Regions from separate parts of the Homo sapiens genome. Here region 1 is linked to region 2. The links are chromatin loops, found by intact Hi-C in ENCODE. Cell type or tissue: lower leg skin. All regions are shown on one strand. Links, peaks and the distances in the headings refer to the core of each region. The heading gives the core; the rest is flanking DNA.

The links. Peaks named below come from ENCODE experiments on the same cell type or tissue, not always from the same donor. Only the 100,000 strongest peaks of a DNase experiment are listed, where the experiment ranks them.
Region 1: it touches region 2 in a loop (5-fold over the local background); 77 of 110 quality-filtered maps call a loop at or near these places.

The regions. Positions count from the first base shown.
Region 1 is chr5:60,655,229-60,671,327 of GRCh38, reverse strand. All of the region lies in intron 2 of DEPDC1B (DEP domain containing 1B), which reads left to right. Among named protein-coding and RNA genes, the nearest start is that of DEPDC1B, 37 kb to the left of the region's middle. In lower leg skin, for the core only: no CTCF peak of the experiment used is centred there; no DNase peak of the experiment used is centred there; H3K4me3 peaks cover 392 bases.
Region 2 is chr5:59,808,797-59,811,296 of GRCh38, reverse strand. All of the region lies in intron 1 of PDE4D (phosphodiesterase 4D), which reads left to right. Among named protein-coding and RNA genes, the nearest start is that of PDE4D, 84 kb to the left of the region's middle. In lower leg skin, for the core only: no CTCF peak of the experiment used is centred there; a DNase peak (open chromatin) is centred at 1,136.

The DNA.
Region 1 (16,099 bases), core at 5,234-7,733, 850 kb before region 2:
CTTCACAGATCCGCTTGCCCACACGTTGGTGCTTTCTTCTTGAGTGGAAACCTAGAAGATGGAAATTACTAGGAAGACTATAGCCCCTATTGTTGCAGTTAGTCTCATTGCTGCAGCTGGTACTCATTCTCTCCCTCCTTGACTCTTCATCCTCAATCCCCTTACTGTCAGCCATCACCTTGGCAGGCCTTGGGTGCCTTACCTGGTAGTGTGACCCAAAACTTCATTCCTAAAGATCTGGACCCATGGTAATCATGCACTTTTTGAGCTAATGTTTCTGTACAAACCCATTCACAGTTACAGTGGGACAAGGAAGTATCAGGAAGTGCCATGTAGATCTCCAGGAAGTGCCACAGGTGTTTCTCCCTGCCCCGATTGTGTAAATGCAAGTCTCCTGCCTGCTGATCAGGATCCATGACCTCTGCCAAGATAGTGATTCCTTTTCTCTTCTCACCTGCTGCTCCCTGGCCACAAGGAGTCCGAATTACCCTTACTATGTCCCCTGTCAAGAATATGTCCCTTTGAGTAACAAGACTGCTAATTGCAGAGCCCAGGGTTATAGAGATGGGAAGCACAGGGAGGGATGGTAAGTAGGGCCACTCCTGCTTCCACCCTCTGGTTCCCAGTACCTGTATTCTTCCTAGGGGGATACAATGCCATATAGAGTCCTCTGACTTAATTCATATACCATTCCATTCTACATGTGTAGCTTGTCTCCATTGAAATCAGGTAATGTGAGTCCTCCAACTTTGTTCTTTTTCAAGATTGTTTGGGTTATTCTAGTTCTTTTTCTTTTTCATATACATTTTAGAATCAACTTGTTTATTCCTATAAAAATTCTTGCTGGGATTTTGAGTGAAATCATATATTTAGGTGCTTAATCTCTCAGCATTTTTTTTGTAGCTTTCCTGAGTATATAGATCCTGAACATATTTTGTTATTTTTTATTTTTTTGAGACGGAGTCTCGCTCTGTTGCCTAGGCTGGAGTGCAGTGGCGCGATCTCAGCTCACTGCCTCCTGGGTTCATGCCATTCTCCTGCCTTAGCCTCATAGTAGCTGGGACTACAGGCGCCTGCCACCACGCCCGGCTAATTTTTTGTATTTTTAGTAGAGACGGGGTTTTACTGAGTTAGCCAAGATGGTCTTGATCTCCTGACCTCGCGATCTGCCCGCCTGGGCTTCCCAAAGTGCTGGGATTACAGGCGTGAGCCACTGCGCCCTGCCTGTTATATTTATATCTAAGTAGTTCATGTTTTTTGGTGCAATAATCACCCCACGTATTTCTGGGGTGATTATTTCGGTGCAGTTTTCACCCCACCTATTGTGAGGTTTGGTGCAATAATCACCCCACTTATTGTGGGGTTGTGCTTTTTTAAGTGGTTGTAGTTTTTCTTGTAAATCTTGTATATGTATATATTTTTAAGTCATAGATATTTTATAGATTTTTTTCTGTTGCAAATGGAATTTATTTTCTAAATAACTATTGTTAATTTAAGGTAGGAGTGTCTTTCAGATAAGCTCACCTCTCTCCTTAAAAATGCTCACTTGATCCTTTACTTACAATGGAATCTTTATTCATGTGGAATAAGGAAAGATTTCTGAGTTTGGATTTTAAAGCCTTCCTTAGTTTGGTTTCCAGCTTCATCTCCCATTCTCCTTTCCTCAAACACTTTATGTTCCTGACATACTTTCAGAAAGTATTGTGAAATGTAATCATTAGCAGTTTTTCAGCATTTAGGTGATATATACCACTAATGGGCTCAAGAAATATGTTGAATGGGTTTACAGAGCACAGCAAAACCCTACAAATTGCTATGGTTTTGCATAAATCATGGATTTCTGGGAAATAGTAGTCTCAGAAGGATCAGCCCATATAATAAACAATATCTGGCTGTGTTTTTTTGTATTGTTGTTTGCTTTTTGTTTTTGGGTACAAAGTCTGTAAGTTAGTAAGGCAAGGAGGCAGGCTGGCCAAAGCTGTTGATGTTGCAAATTTCTGCTGATGCTTCCACAGTATATAGTTAATCTCTTAAAAGGGCTTTAAATCATTGAGAGAGCTATCATTTATCAAGTTTATTAAGATTTATAACTATGTTTCTTTGTGGTTTAGATGACTTAGAATAATTTTATTGATTTATTAGGTAATAAATCCTAATTTTTTTACAAGTAAATTCACCAGAGGATAGTTCTGGTATGAATTATTTTTAAATTGCTTTTCTCCAGCCAATATTTGGCAGTGGTGGTGGCACTAGGAGACCTGCTTGTTTGGTTGGACAATTAGCTGTGGCCAGTAACTTTTCTGGCCTTAATTTCTTCAGTGTACAAATGTGTAATTTGTTCTAGATGTTTTCTAAGGGAGTTTATAATTCTGGAATCCATGATCATGTTAGGATTAAATTTACAGTTTTTAAAGCAAAATGAAATTTAGCCCACTAGAGGGAGCTCTGCTCTTTTTAAATGTTGTCAGTTTTATTGAGAAAGACATCCTTCATAAAAGAATGTATGCTAATTTTTATTTCAGTAGCAGAAAATATTTGATGTTGACTTAAACTTTTGCCAATTTGATGTGTGTGAAATTCTGTTTCATGATGTTATCTTGAATTTCCTTGATTACTGATGAGGTTGAGTATATTTTTATGCTTATTCACCGTTCCTAATTCCACATCTGGAAATGCCTGGTTCATGTGTTTTGCCTTTCTTCACAGAAGTTTTTTCTTATAGATTCATTGTGGTTTAAAAAAATATATTCTGGGCCGGGCATGGTGGCTCATGCCTGTAATCCCAGCATTTTGGGAGGCCGAGGCAGGCGGATCACCTGAGGGCCAGGAGTTCGAGACCAGCCTTGCCAACATCATGAAACCCCGACTCTGCTAAAAATACAAAAATTAGCCAGGCGTGGTGGAACACACCTGTAGTCCAAGCTACTTGGGAGGCTGAGGCAGGACAATTGCTTGAACCTGGGAGGCGGAGGTTGCAGTGAGATGAGATTGCACCACTGCACTCTAGCCTGGGTGACAGAGCGAGACTCCATCTCAAAAAAAAAAATACATATATATATATATATATATAATATCCATTTTATATATATATATAAAATATCCATTTTATATATATATATAAAATATCCATTTTATATATATATAAAATATCCATTTTATATATATATAATATCCATTTTATATATATATAAAATATCCATTTTATATATATATATAAAATATCCATTTTATATATATATATAAAATATCCATTTTATATATATATAAAATATCCATTTTATATATATATAAAATATCCATTTTATATATATATAAAATATCCATTTTATATATATAATATCCATTTTATATATATAAAATATCCATTATATATATAAAATATCCATTTTATATATATATAAAATATCCATTTTTTATATATATAAAATATCCATTTTTTACATATATGTAAAATATCCATTTTTTACATATATGTAAAATATCCATTTTTTACATATATGTAAAATATCCATTTTTTATATATATGTAAAATATCCATTTTTTATATATATGTAAAATATCCATTTTTTATATATATGTAAAATATCCATTTTTTATATATATGTAAAATATCCATTTTATATACATGTAAAATATCCATTATATACATGTAAAATATCCATTATATACATGTAAAATATCCATTTTTCATATATGTAAAATATCCATTTTTTATATATATGTAAAATATCCATTTTTATATATGTAAAATATCCACTTTTTTATATATGTAAAATATCCATTTTTTATATATATGTAAAATATCCATTTTTTGTATATATGTAAAATATCCATTTTTTGTATATATGTAAAATATCCATTTTTTGTATATATGTAAAATATCCATTTTTTGTATATATGTAAAATATCCATTTTTTGTATATATGTAAAATATCCATTTTTTGTATATATGTAAAATATCCATTTTATATATATATGTATTCTGGATATTTACACTTTATCAGTTATATGGATTACAAAGATCTTTCTTTTTTTCACTTTATGGTATCTTGATGAACAGAAAAGTTCTTAATTTTAATGTAGTTGAATCTATCAGTCTTTTCCTTTATGTTGTGTGGTCTTAATACCTTTCTTAAAACAAGTCCCTTCATTACTCAAAGTCAGAGAGATATATTTTCTTTTATCTTAGAATAAGAGATATTTTTGTGCCTTATGTTTAATGGTTTTGCCCATGATTTTTTATTCATGCTGTGAGTTAGGAATTGTTTTGATTTTGTATTGCTGAGAAACAATCTACCCCAAACTTTAGTGACTTAAAGTAACCATTTTATTTTACTCATGGGTTTTGTGGCAAGCATTTAGAAAGAGCTCAACTAGTAGTTTTTCTCTTCCAATAAAGGTGGTGTCAGTTGGGCTAGAAGATTTACTTCTAAGATGGCTTCTTTCTCTGCTCACAAATGTGTCTTTGTGCTGCTTGACCTCTCTTTCTACATGAGGTTTCATTCTCTAGGTTATCTCCATGTGGGTTGTGCTTCTTGTAGCGTGATGGTCTTAGGGTAGTCGGTGCCACCTCTGGGCTGGAGGCCAACCAACACAAAACCAGTCACTAAACAAAACTACAACCAAGGACCCTCACAGAGTCCACTTCACTCCCCTGCTACCCTCACCTGAGCAGATGCTGGTATCCATGGCTGAGGGACCTGAAGACAGATCACATCACAGGAATCTTGGCAGACACTCCCCAGTACCAGTCCAGAGCCCAGTATGCACTGGGTGGCTAGACCCAGAAGAGAAATAACATAATCACTGCAATTTGGGTCTCAGAAAGCCCATCCTTAGGGAAAAGGGGAGAGTACCACATCGAGGTGTTATGGGGGGGGTCTTTGTTCTTAGAGCTCCCAAGATGTGGCGGTTCGCTCCCAAGATGGCAGCAAGCCTTTTGTTCTCTGACCTGGGATTCTTGGCTTCACGGATTCTAAGGAATGGAACCTTGGGCCATGCGGTGAGTGTTATAGCTCTATTAGAAGCAGTGGATCACGGAAGACAACTGTGGAACCCAGCAACTAGTGTTCAGCTCGATTAGACGAACCCTGGGCCCTTAGCCATGCAGGAACAATGGCAGGCCTCTAGCCCTATCAGGAGTGGCAATGGGCGCCTCGCTGGGTTAGAAGCACAGCCAACACCCTCCCGGATCTGGAGGGGTGGAAGTCAGTGGCGAGTCTGCGACAGTGGCAAACAACAGTGGTGGACGGCGAGCGAAAGCTCAGCTCGAGCTGTAACAAACGCGGACCAGAAGAGTGTGCAGTTGCAAGATTTAATAGAGTGAAAACAGAGCTCCCATACAATGGGAGGGACCCTAAGGGGGTTGCTGCTCCCTGCTGGAATGCCTGGGTTTATATCCCAATCATTGTCCCTCCCCCTGTGCTCTAAGGCGATATATGATTTGACTATTTCTTTACCTCCTGCTTTAGCCTAATTTGTATTTTAGTGAGCCCTCTTTACTACGTGATTAGTTGGGTGTGAGCTGAGTTACAAGCCCCGTGTTTAAAGGTAGGTGCAGTCACCTTTCCCAGCTAGGCTTAGGAATTCTTAGTCGGCCTAGGAAATCCAGCTAGTCCTGTCTCTCGGTCCCCGCTTCCAACAGGAAAACCCAAGTGTTGTTGGGGAGGTTGGCCGACTACCACTCTTAACTGCTTCCTGCTGAATTGGGGCGTAATAGGGGTCATGCAGTTGAGATTTCCTTGGGAGGGGTGCCTTCAATATCATTAACATCGGAGCATGGGCTAGCAGGCCGGTCCAGGGGTCCTGCGGTAGATCTTCATCATGGACTGCATCTGGGGCTCCATTTGAAGAACGATTTGTAGTTTTACAGCTTTGATTTTGGAAGAGACAAACTTAACAAGGAGGTTAAAGATACAGAGATTGAAATGTATAGCCTGAAGTGCAGGGGATTATTTCTTTGGCACACTTTACAGGCCCTGACTATCTGCTTCATAGTTTTGAAAAGGCCTGGTCCAATAAATAATGATTTGGCCATATCATGGGTGCTATTAATGCCTAAGTGAAAGGTCTGGTGAAGGGTTTTAAGTAATTTTCATTGGTTAGCTGCAGGCAAAAGTATTTTTTCTTCTTCGGTGGCTAGCCATCCTGAGGGGAGGAAACTATGTCCTCGTGAGGTTCCCCTTTCTATTTCTTCTGCTGAGTACTGGGGTTTGGTTTCCCAGAGGGGATTACTCCATACTAGGGGTCCTCTATAAGCATTTCTAATGGAGGGTCCCACCTTGCGGCTCTTTTGGTTTTAATATCCACTTGGCGGTTCCCTTCTATTTCCCTTTCCTTTCTGATGACCCCGGCAGTGTAAGACTGCCACCTCTTTAGGTTTTTGTACAGCCAATAATAATTTCCTAATGGCTTCCTGATGTTTGATAGGTGTTCCCTTGGAAGTTAGGAATTCCCTTTCTCTCCATATTGTTGCACGGGCATGGAGGACTAGGTAAGCATACTTAGATTCTGTATATATATTTACTCTTTTTCCTTCTCCTAACTCTAGTGTCTGAATGAGGGCTATTAGTTCTGCCACCTGAGCGCTAGTTCCTGGAGTGAGGGGATTACTTTCAAGTATTCCATTGTCACTGACCACTGCATACTCCGCCTTTTGAAGTCCTTTTTCTACAAAGGAGCTTCCATCAGTACACAAGTTGAGGTCGGGATCAGCCAAGGGAACCTCTAGAAGGTCCCCTCGAGCAGCGTAGGTTTGAGCAATTACTTGTTGACAGTTACGTTCTATCTTTTCTTCATTGTCTGGAAGAAATGTGGCTGGGTTAAGAGTTGCACAAGTGCACAGTCGCAGCACTGGCCCTTCAAGTAATAGAGCCTGATATTTAAGCAAATGGTTGTCTGACAGCCACAAGTCTCCTTTAGCAGTGAGTATGCTGTTCACATTATGAGATGGCCACACAGTAAGATCTCTTTCCCTGTATCATTTTAACTGCTTTAGATACTAAGACTGCTACTGCTGCCACTACCTGTAAACAATGAGGCCAACCCTTTGTCACTACATAAATTTCCTTACTCAGGTATGCCACGGGTTGCAAGCTGGTCTCTCGGACATGTGTAAGGACTCCTAGAGCTATTCCTGTTTTTTCTGTGACATATAAAGAAAAGTCTTGCCCCGTTGGCAAGCTTAACACTGGGGCATAGGTTAGGGCCTTCTTTAGGGCCAGAAAAGCCACTTCTGCTTCAGGTGTCCATTCTACTAAATGGGTATTGGCTTTCTGAGTTTCCTTAATTAGTGTGTATAATGGCCTGGCTATTTCACCGTACCTGGGAATCCATATTCGGCAGAAGCCTGTTATGCCAAGGAACCTCTTAATTGCTTCAGGGTTTTAGGATGAGGATAAGCCAGTATAGGCTGGATACATTCCTCACTGAGGGCCCTGGTGCCTTTGGATAATTTTAGCCCTAAGTATTTAACCTGCTGTAAGCAGAGCTGAGCCTTTGGTTTGGAAACCTTGTAGCCACAAGTGGTGAGGAAGTTTAAAAGCGCTTGAGTGGCTTGATGGCACAAGGTTTCTGAATGGGTGGCTAGAAGTAAATCATCCACATACCGAAGGACAAGAGTGACCAAGTATGAGAACTGGCTCAAGTCTTGGGCTAATGCCTGGCCAAATAGATGGGGGCTATCCCTGAACCCTGTGGGGTAAAACAGTCCAGGTGAGTTGAGATGTTGGGTTTGAAGGATCTTTAAAGGCAAATAAGAATTGAGAGTCAGAATGTACGGGGATGCAGAAAAAGGTATCCTTAAGGTCCAGGACTGTAAACCACTCTGCTTTCTCTGGTATTTGGGAAAGCATAGTATAAGGGTTAGGTACAGCTGGGTATAGAGGGACAACGGCCTCATTGATAATCCTGAGATCTTGCACTAACCTCCACTGTCCGTTGGGTTTCTGTACTCCTAAAATTGGAGTATTGCAGGAGCTATTGCTTGGTTTTACTAGGCCTTGGGCTTTTAGGTCCTTAACAATCTTTTGGAGTCCTTATTGGTCCTCGGGTCTAAGCAGGTAATGCCTTTGGTAGGGAACGGAGGTGGAACCCTTTAGTTTAACTTGAACGGGACGGGCATTGTTTGCTCATCCATATTGTCGTTTTGTTGCCCAGACTTCAGGATTAATTCCTTCCTTAAGTAGGGGACAAAAAAACGTGTTTCTTTTCCTATGTTCAGGTGTATAATGGCCCCTGCTTTTGCTAGAATGTATTTCCCTAACAAAGGAGTGGGCTTTCAGGCATAATTAGAAAGGCATGTGAAAAGAGTGAAGTTCCCCAATCATAACTTAGTGGCTAGGAGAAGTATTTAGTGACTGCCTGTTCTAGGACTCCTCGGATAGTGACAGATCTGGAGGACAGTTGGCCGGGACAGGAGAGTAAGACTGAGAAGGCCACGTCAGTGTCCAGGAGACAGTTAACCTCCTGTCCCTCAATGGTCAAGCATACCTGGGGCTCTGTGAGGGTGATGGCATGGGCTGGCACTTGTCCTGGGCATCCTCAATCCTGCTCCTGGATCATCTGGTTAGTGGCTTCTGACTCAGAGGACTTTTGTCCCCTGAGGCAGTGGGCCTTCCAGTGATTCCCTTGACATCACGGGCATGGACGAGGGGGCAGCTTATTTTTATTCGGACAGTCTTTTTTAAGGTGTCCTTGTAGGCTGCACTGAAAGAAAGCCCTATTAGGCATTCGATTTGCTCAACCTTTCCCTGTTTTAGAGCCTCCAAAGTCCGCTTGCCTGAGGGCCATGACTAAAGCAGTGGCCTTCTTTTTATCCTATTTGTCCCGTTCCACCTGTTCCTCTTGATCTCTATTATAAAAAACCGAGGTTGCCAAGTTCAATGGGGTTTCTAAGTTTTGCTCTGGGCCTACGGCAGACTTTGGAAGTTTTTTTTTTTTGAGACGGAGTCTCACTCTGTTGCCCAGGCTGGAGTGCAGTGGCGTGATCTCAGCTCACCGCAAGCTCTGCCTCCCGGGTTCACGCCATTCTCCCGCCTCAGCCTCTGGAGTAGCTGGGACTATAGGCGCCTGCCACCATGCCCGGCTAATTTTTTGTATTTTTAGTAGAGACGGGGTTTCACTGTGTTAGCCAGGATGGTCTCAATCTCCTGACCTCGTGATCCACCTGCCTCAGCCTCCCAAAGTGCTGGGATTACAGGCGTGAATCACCATGCCCGGCCTGAAGTTTTTTTTTTAATGTCTGCAGCTGACTGAGTGATAAACTTATCCTTTAAGATTAGTTGGCCTTTAATAGAGTTAGGTGACAAAGAGGTATGCTTTCTCAGTACCTCCCTTAGTCTCTCCAGAAAGGCAATAGGATTTTCTTTCTTTCCCTGTATTATGGTGGACATCATTGAATAATTTATAGGCTTTTTCCTAGTTTTTTAAAGTCCTTCTAGCACGCAAGTTAGTAAATGTCTGCAGCACCAATCTCCATGTTCTGATTCTGTGTCACAATGAGGGTCTACACTGGGAACTGCCTGCTGGCTGGTGGGGAATTGTTCTTTTTTCTCTGTTGTCATCCTATCATTGACCTGACTGAGATACCAGAGATCGCCAAACTCTCGGGCTGCAGTTATGGCGGCACTTTTCTTATTTAGGGTTAGTATCTGATCTAGCAGTAACATTATATCTCTCCATGTCAGATCAAAGGATTGTCCTAGCCCTTGTAAAACATCAATATAGCCATCAGGGTTATCTGATAATTTACCTAGGTCTGTTTTAATTTGCTTCAAGTCTGAGAGGGAAAAAGGTACATGCACTCTGACTGGGCTGAATTCTCCAGAATACATCTTAAGGGCATTTTTGCCTTGAGGGGAACGTTTCCCGTCTGAAAAAAGTACATAGGGATGCCAGGACCCCTAGTCTTTTTCCGACGAGCATAGTCCTAGAGTGTTCTCTATGGTCCTAATGCTTATTCCTTTCCAGGGTGTGTAACCACCCATGGACCTCTGCTTATCAGATTAGTTACATTTACCAATGTAGCAGTCCTGCACCCCTTTTCCTGCTTTTCTTGACCACAAAGAAAGGGTTCCAGGCTTCTGGATTCTAGTGGTCCTTTACCAGCGTGCCCAACATTGCCTTTGTGCTCTGGGGTGAGTCCTAGAGCTGAGCTGGGTTCCTGAGTATTTCATAACCCAGCTGCCCCATTAAGATGTATTCCCATAAACAACAGTTCTTATGCAAATTTATTTCAGAGAGGGTGTAGGTAACCTTTTGAGTCAGGATTGAGATAGAGTTTTTTTTGTTTTTATTCCGTAAGTGCTTTAAGGCTTGGCTGAGTGCAAACAGCTTGCACGTTTCAGCAGACCAGTTATTAGGCAATTTTCCTAACTCTGCTTTTACAAGAGTTTCCCTATTAATTACTGAATACCCATTGTGTTTTTTCCTTAATCACCTGGGAGGAACCATCTGTCCTCCTTTTCTGAAGGGAGTTCCTCCTAGGTCTGGTTGGACCTTTGTATGGTAATTAAGATTTAAATCCTCTGTTAGGAAGTCTGCTGGGTTAAGGGAATTTTCAGTGGTTAGTGTTAAATCACCTTTTTTCTAACAGAATAGCCCCATACTTTAAGATTTTTGAGTTAGTAAGCTACCTTTTTGCTTTTTTTGACTTAGGATAGTTCTGAACTGGTGAGGTGTGCTTACAATGAGGTTTCCCCTAAAAGTTATTTTTTTACTTTCTTCTGCTAGCAAAGCAGTTGCTGCTACAGATTGAATGCATTTGGGCCATCCACGGGTTACTGGGTTAAGGATTTTTGATAGGAAGGCTGTGGGTTGTCAGTGGCCTCAGTCCTTTTGGGCTACGCTCTTGTTTATACTGACAACAAAGTGGTATTGGAGTGTTATAGGGTCCCGGAGAAGACCTTCAGTTATTAATTATAGGTTTTAAATTTACCCTGGCTTTTAAAGGAATAGGGTACACTTTTTTCTTTACTACTTCTTTTCTTTCTCTCTCTCTCTCTCTCCCCCCCTTTGTCTCTCTCTCCTGTCTCTTTCTCTCTCCTCTCTGTCTCTCTCTCTGTCTCTCTCCTCTCTGTCTCTCCTCTCTGTCTGTCTCTCTCTCTCCTCGCTTTCTGTCTCCTGTTTTTCTCTCTCTCTCTCCTCTCTGTCTCTCTCTCTTTCTCTCTCTCTCTCCTCCTCTCTATCTCCTTGTAGATGGATTTTGGAAACACAGTGGAAGGACGTTTGCTTGTTGCCCCCATTTGCCACTATAGGAATACGCGCCTCCCTGTAATTTACTCAATTCATTTTCATCCTGATCTATTATGTTGTTGTAGATCCAGTTCCAGTTGTTAAAGTACTGGGTTATCAGTTCTAAGGCCCTGCAAGGGTGGTGGGGAACAGGTCCCACATAACTGCCCATGTCAAGAGCTGTATACCTAAATTGGAGGGACACCGGGGACAAGACTCCCTGGGTTCATAGCTTAGATGCCTAATGATGCAGCATAGAGCTTCTTTAGATCCCTTTGGAGATACAACTTGCTAGAGGGAATGAAAGTCTGAACCATTAGTACCTAGAAGGCAGGGATCAAAGGAAGTAGATTCAGAGGTAAGGAGAATTTGGGGGCTACACTTTCAAGAAAGTCATGGTTGGGACCCAGGAGGTATGGGTCAGAAGGAAAGGTGGGGCGCATACATGGGCGGCTGGTTGAATAGAGACTTCTGGCTGTGCCGTGATCTCAACTGGCTAATGCCAGGAGTTCGGGATGACAGCTTTCTGCTACTAGTCAGCCCTTGGCTTCCCCAGGAAAATTGTGAAAGTGGAAGCTGGTTCCAGGCAGACCAATGCTCCCAAGCCAGAAGGGTTGGGGGTTGTTAGAAAGCCCTTCCCTAGATAGCCTCACACCTGAGTCTTAAGTCCAGCAGCCATGCTACTGTTTTTAACTGGCTGACAGGTGCCCAGTATTTTACTCCAATTCTAAGGAAGTATAGGACAGAATAGCAAGCGAAAGTGGTCCGATATTACTCACTGCTTTGGAGAATCCCCATATGGGCCACCAGATGTTACGGGGGGTGGAGGGGGTCTTTGTTCTTAGAGCTCCCAAGATGCGACGGGCCGCTCTCAAGATGGGGGTGGGCTGCTCCCAAGATGGCTGCAAGCCTTTTGTTCTCTGACCAGGGGTTCTTGGCCTCATGGATTCCAAGGAATGGAACCTTGGGCCATGCGATGAGTGGTATAGCTCTATTAGAAGCTGTGGGTCATGGAAGAGAACTGTGGAACCAAGCAACTAGTGTTCAGCTCAATTAGGACGAACCCTGGGCCCTTAGCCATGCAGGAAAATGGTGAGCCTCTAGCCCGATTGGGAGCGGCAATGGGTGTCTCGCTGGATCAGAAGCACAGCAGACACCCTGCTGGATCCGGAGGGGTGGAAGTCAGTGGCCGGTCTGCGACAGTGGTAAACAGCAGTGGTGGATGGTGAGCAAAAGCTCAGCTTGAGCCGTAACAAACATGGACCAAAAGAGTGTGCAGTTGCAAGATTTAATAGAGTGAAAACAGAGCTCCCATACAATGGGAGGGGACCCTAAGGGGGTTGCTGCTCCCTGCTGGAATGCTTGGGTTTATATCCTGATCATTGTCCCTCCCCCTGTGCTCTCAGGTGATATATGATTTGACTATTTCTTTACCTCCTGCTTTAGCCTAATTTGTATTTTAGTGAGTCCTCTTTACTACCTGATTAGTTGGGTGTGAGCTGAGTTACAAGCCCATGTTTAAAGGTAGATGTAGTCACCTTTCTCAGCTAGGCTTAGGAATTCTTAGTCGGCCTAGGAAATCCAGCTAGTGTTGTCTCTCAAAGGGATCACCCCATGGGACAAAATAATCTGAACAATAGCCCTTGATCCCCAGATCTTCCCTTTGACATAATCTACACAAATGAAAAGGAAGCAGAAAAACAATTCTGGTAATATAACAAAACAAGGTTCTTTAACACTCCCCAAAAGATTACACTAGTTCACCAGCAACGGATCCAAACCAAGAAGAAATCCTTGAATTGCCAGAAAAAGAATTGTGAAGGTAGATTATTAAGCTTCTCAAGGAGTCACCAGAGAAAGGGGAAGTTCAACTTAAAGAAATTTAAAAAATGATACAGGATATGGATGGAAAAATCTTCAGAGAAACAGATAGCATAAATAAAAAACAATCACAACTTCTGGAAATAAAGGACAAACTTAGAGAAATGCAAAATACACTGGAAAGTCTCAGTGATAGAATCAAACAAATAGAAGAAAGAACTTCAGAGCTTGAAGACAAGGCTTTTGAATTAACCCAATCCAATAAAGACAAAGAAAAAAAGAATTAAAAAAGTGAACAAAGCCTCAAAGAAATTTGGGATTATGCTAAATGACCAAACCTAAGAGTAATTGGTCTTCCTGAGGAAGAAGAGAAATCTAAAAGTCTGGAAAACATATTTGAGGGAATAATCAAGGAAAACTTCCCTGGCCTTGCCAGAGATCTAGACATCCAAATACAAGAAGCTCAAAGAACATCTGGGAAATTCATCGCAAAAAGGTAATCACCTAGGCACATAGTCATCAGATTATCTAAAGTCGAGATGAAGGAAGGAATCTTAAGAGTTGTGAGGCAAAAGCACCAGGTAACCTACAAAGGAAAACCTATCAGATTAACAGGAGATTTTTAGCAGAAACCCTGCAAGCTAGAAGGGATTGGGGTCCTATCTTTAACCTCCTTAAACAAAATAATTATCAGCCAAGAATTTTGTATCCAGTCAAACTAAGCTTCATAAACAAAGCAAAGATACAGTCTTTTAAAGACAAATGCTGAGAGAATTTGCTACTACCAAGCTACTATAAGAACTGCTAAAAGGAGCTCTAAATCCTGAAACAAATGCATGAAATACACCAAAATAGAACCTCTTTAAAGCATAAATCTCACAGGACCTATAAAACAGTAAAACAGTGAAAAAAAACAACAAGGTATTCAGGCAACAAGTAGCACAATGAATAGAATAGTACCTCACTTCTCAGTACTAACATTGAATGTAAATGGCCTAAATGCTCCACTTAAAAGATACAGAATGTGGCAGAATGGATAAGAATTCACCAACCAAGTATCTGTTATTTTCAAGAGACTCACCTAACACATAAGCACTCATATAAACTAAAGGTAACGGGGTAGAAAAAGATATTCCATGCAAATGGATGCCAAAAGCGAGCAGGAGTAGCTGTTCTTATATCAGACAAAACAGACTTTAAAGCAACAATAGTTAAAAAAGACAAAGAGGAATATTATATAATGATAAAAAGGACTGTTCCAACAGAAAAATATCACAATCCTAAATATATATGTACCTAACACTGGAGCTTTCAAATTTATAAAACTATTACTACTAGACCTAAGAAATGAGATAGACAGCAACACAGTAATTGTGGGTGACATGGTTTGGCTCTGTGTTCTCACCCAAATCTCTTCTAGAATTGAAATCCCTACAATCCCCATGTGTTGAGGGAGGAACCAGGTGGGAGGTGATTGGATCCTGGGGACAGTTTTCCTCATGCTGTTCCCCTGAGAGTGAGTTCTCATGAGATCTGATGGTTTTATAGGGCAATTTTCTCTGCTCTTGTTTGCTCTTTCTCTCCTGCTGCCTTGTGAAGAAGGACACGTTTGCTTCCCCTTCTGCCATGATTGTAAGTTTCCTAAGGCCTCCCCAGCAATGCAGAACTATGATTTAATTAAACTTCTTTTCTTTATAAATTACCTGGTCTCTGGCAGTTTTTATAGCAGTATGAAAACAGACTAATACAGTGGGGGACTTCAGTACTCCACTGGCAGCACTAAACAAATCATCAAGACAGAAAATCTACAAAGAAACAATGGACTGGGGCTGGGCACGGTGGCTCATGCCTGTAATCCCAGCACTTTGGGAGGCCGAGGCGGGTAGATCACGAGGTCAGGAGATCGAGACCACAGTGAAACCCCGTCTCTACTGAAAATACAAAAAATTAGCTGGGTGCAGTGGTGGGTGCCTGTAGTCTCAGCTACTCGGGAGGCTGAGGCAGGAGAATGGCGTGAACCCAGGAGGCGGAGCTTGTAGTGAGCCAAAATCGCACCACTGTACTCCAGCCTGGGTGGCAGAGTGAGACTCCGTCTCAAAAAAAAAAAAAAAAAAATGGACTTAAACTATACCTTAGGACAAATGGACTTAAGAGATATTTACAGAACATTCTATCCAGTGAGTGCAGAATATACATTCTATTCATCAGCACATGGAACATTCTCCAAGATAGACCATATGATAGGCCACAAAACAAGTCTCAATAAATTTAAGAAAATTGAAATTATATCAAGTACTCTCTTAGACCACAGGGGAATAAAATTGGAAATCAACTCCAAAAGGAACCCTCAAAGCCATGCAAAGACATGGAAATTAAATAACCTGCTCCTGGATTATTGTTGGGTCAATAACAAAATCGAGATGGAAATTAAATTATTTGAACTGAACTATGGTAGTGACCCAACCTATGAAAATCTCTGGGATACAGCAAAAGCAGTACTAAGAGGAAAATTCATTGTATTGAATGGCTACATAAAAAAATCTGAAAGAGCACAAATAGGCAATCTAAGGTCACACCTCAAGGAACTAGAGAAAGAAGAACAAACCAAAACCCAGCAGAAGAAAATAAATAACAAAGATCAGAGCAGAGCTAAATGAAATTGAAACAAAAAATAATACAAATGATAAACGAAACAAAAAGCTGGTTCTTTGGAAAGATAAACAAAATCAATAGACCATTAGTAAGATTAACCAAGAAAAGAGAGACGATCCAAATAAGCTCAATTAGAAACAAAATGGGAAATATTACAACTGATACCATATAAATACAAAAGATCATTAAAGGCTACTAGGAACACCTTAATGTGCACAAACTAGAAAACCTAGAGGAGATGTATAAATTTCTGAAAATATATAACCCTCCTAGATAAAACCAGGAAGAAATAGAAACTCTGAACAGACCAATAGCAAGCAGCGAGATTCAAATGGTAAGAAAAAAATAGCCAGCAACAATAAAAAGTCTAGGACCAGAAGGATTCACAGCTGAA
Region 2 (2,500 bases), core at 1-2,500:
GGAAAGTTGAAAAGACAGAGCTTAGGAGTCTTTCTGATTGGTCTAAAATTCCCCAGGGAAAATCATGTTTCTTTTTATGAATATAGTCCAGGTCTTAGGTCTGTCCCACGGCACAAAGTTTTCAGGACATTCTGGACAAATTCACACATTTCCCTGGATGTCAGTCAATTCCCTTTGCCTCTGTGCTATCACTTTCCTTCTCTCTGCTTTCTCCTTGAGTTACCTGTCCCAGCTCTTCACTCCACATTCTGCAGCCTCCGTTTAGCTCCTTTATACCTTTGTCCAGATTCTTCCTAACTTATTATACTGCCTCCTCATGTCAACTTCCATCCCATCTGCATTTGGGAAAAGAAGCCCACATGATAAGTGAGTCCATCTGCTAAATGTATGCATCTTAGAGCATTTGTTCAAGATCAATAAAGATACAAATTATTTTGATTTTTCAGCTGTTGCCCAAATCCACAAGAGTACACAAATGAAAATGCACTGATTTTTAAAAAGTACAAATAGCCATTAAAGTTTGTATTGTTTTATTCTTTAAATAAGCCGGAAAAATGGGAATACGTAGGAACGAGGGAGCTAGCAAAATAGGCGGGGCTTCTGCGTTTCAGGTGGTCTGAGACTGCAGTGACCCTGAGGCTGGTGGACCTGGAAGGAGCCAGGGAGAGATGGTGGATCCCAGGGGTGGGAGCAAATGCATGGTCCAAGGTTCTGAATGGCAGAGCTAGACCAAAGGACTAACCTGCTAACCTTGACCAAGGAGATGGCCCAGAGGTTTTCTATTTCTACTGCTCCATCTTTTCATTATAAGTTCCCAGTAGAAACGAGTCATCATTTAAAATATCGGTGCAGCACTTAACACATAAGGAAAAATCAATAACATTCATTTACTTACAGTACCCAGAGAAGAAATAAATTCAAATACGTAAAAATGGGCATGAACCATCCTGTTCCATATCCCACTTTAGGACTGTCAGCAACTGTATACATTGCTGAACGTCATTGCTCTTGTACATAATGAATAATTTTCTGTAACCCTGTGAAGGCCGACTGATTTTTACGGAAAGACAGCTTTGTGTTAGGCGGCCCGCCTTCCCCACGGAATCGGGTTTTCCCACGCCACGTTTTGATGTTTCTGAGAAGTGTGCGCCATCTGCTGGCCGCTGAGAGGATTGACGAGCAGCCATAAGGAGCACCGTGTTTCTTGAGCATGACTTAACCAGGCAATGGAATTACAATTATCTTTGGGTTTCTAAAACATAATAGACATTTCAGGATTCACGTGACTTATGAGAAGTCGCTTAATTGCCTTTCAAGCAGTATACATTTTTTATTCAATATGTGTATTATTCTTTGTAATAATAAACGATGCAATAAAGCAATCGAGGGGTTCCCACATGCTCTCTAGGCAGAGATGGACCCCGGGCCCTAGATGAAAGGTTAATAGTTTGGAGTGAGCACTAACTCTGGTCCTCTGACTCTGAATCTAAGTCAGGAGTAGAATAGAGCTGTACAAAGAAGACTGCTTGATGGAATTGAATTTTGTCCCTTCTTCAATGGGGGAAAATAAAGTACAGTTTTCATCAATAGATTAATGACTAAACTTGGACCTTGATGCCAAATCCAACTTGAGCTCCGCCTGCACAGTCTGGAGATGTACATAAGAGACACATGCTCAGCCTCTTAGCACATCGTTATAATCCAGGCAGGCAATACTATATCCTAAAATTACTCCTCTTTGCTGAAATTGAGAAAATAGGAATTACCCAGGGTAAATTTGGTACATAAATGTACCAAATGGTATGATTTATTCTAGTACTGTCTTCTTTTTCTTGATTTTCTTCTTTATTGGGAAATTTGTATTTTGTAGTTCCTTCGACACTTTAAAAATTAAACTAGAGGGTAAGATTTAAGTTTTCTCACAACTAACAAATGATTTTGATTTTATTGCCCAAAGCCCTTTATATCTCACTTTCGATGGGTCTAGTCCCTTTGGCTTAATTTAGATGTGATTTTTCCTTAATAATTTTGAAAATGGTGGTGCTCTATACCAACTAGCTAGAATAGGAATCACATTGACAGTATTTAATGGATAGAAGCATCTCAAAGATCTTTGCTTAATGAGGGCAAATCATTAGCAATGTCCAACTCCCTATGTTAGAGGCGCCAACTAAGGCACGGTACTTAAATTTAAAGCACAACTCTTCGACTTCCATAAAGTACATATATTACATTATATTTTTAAATTACGGGGTAGTGACTCGATATGTCACTGGAATGTTTTGAATAGTGCCCCCGGCCCCCCTGCCAAAAAAAAGAATGCAAGAACACTGTCCTAACCAAGAAGGCCTGGGAGTTTTAACTAATTCAGCCTTTCAGCCTCCACTTAAAATTCTGGAAGACAGTAGTGTTGGTGCTAGCTGTCCTTGGCTGCAAGTTGTCTTTACAGAAGAACTTGGGGTACATTTTGGTGTGAGGCCACTCTTGCAAGCAGCATTTG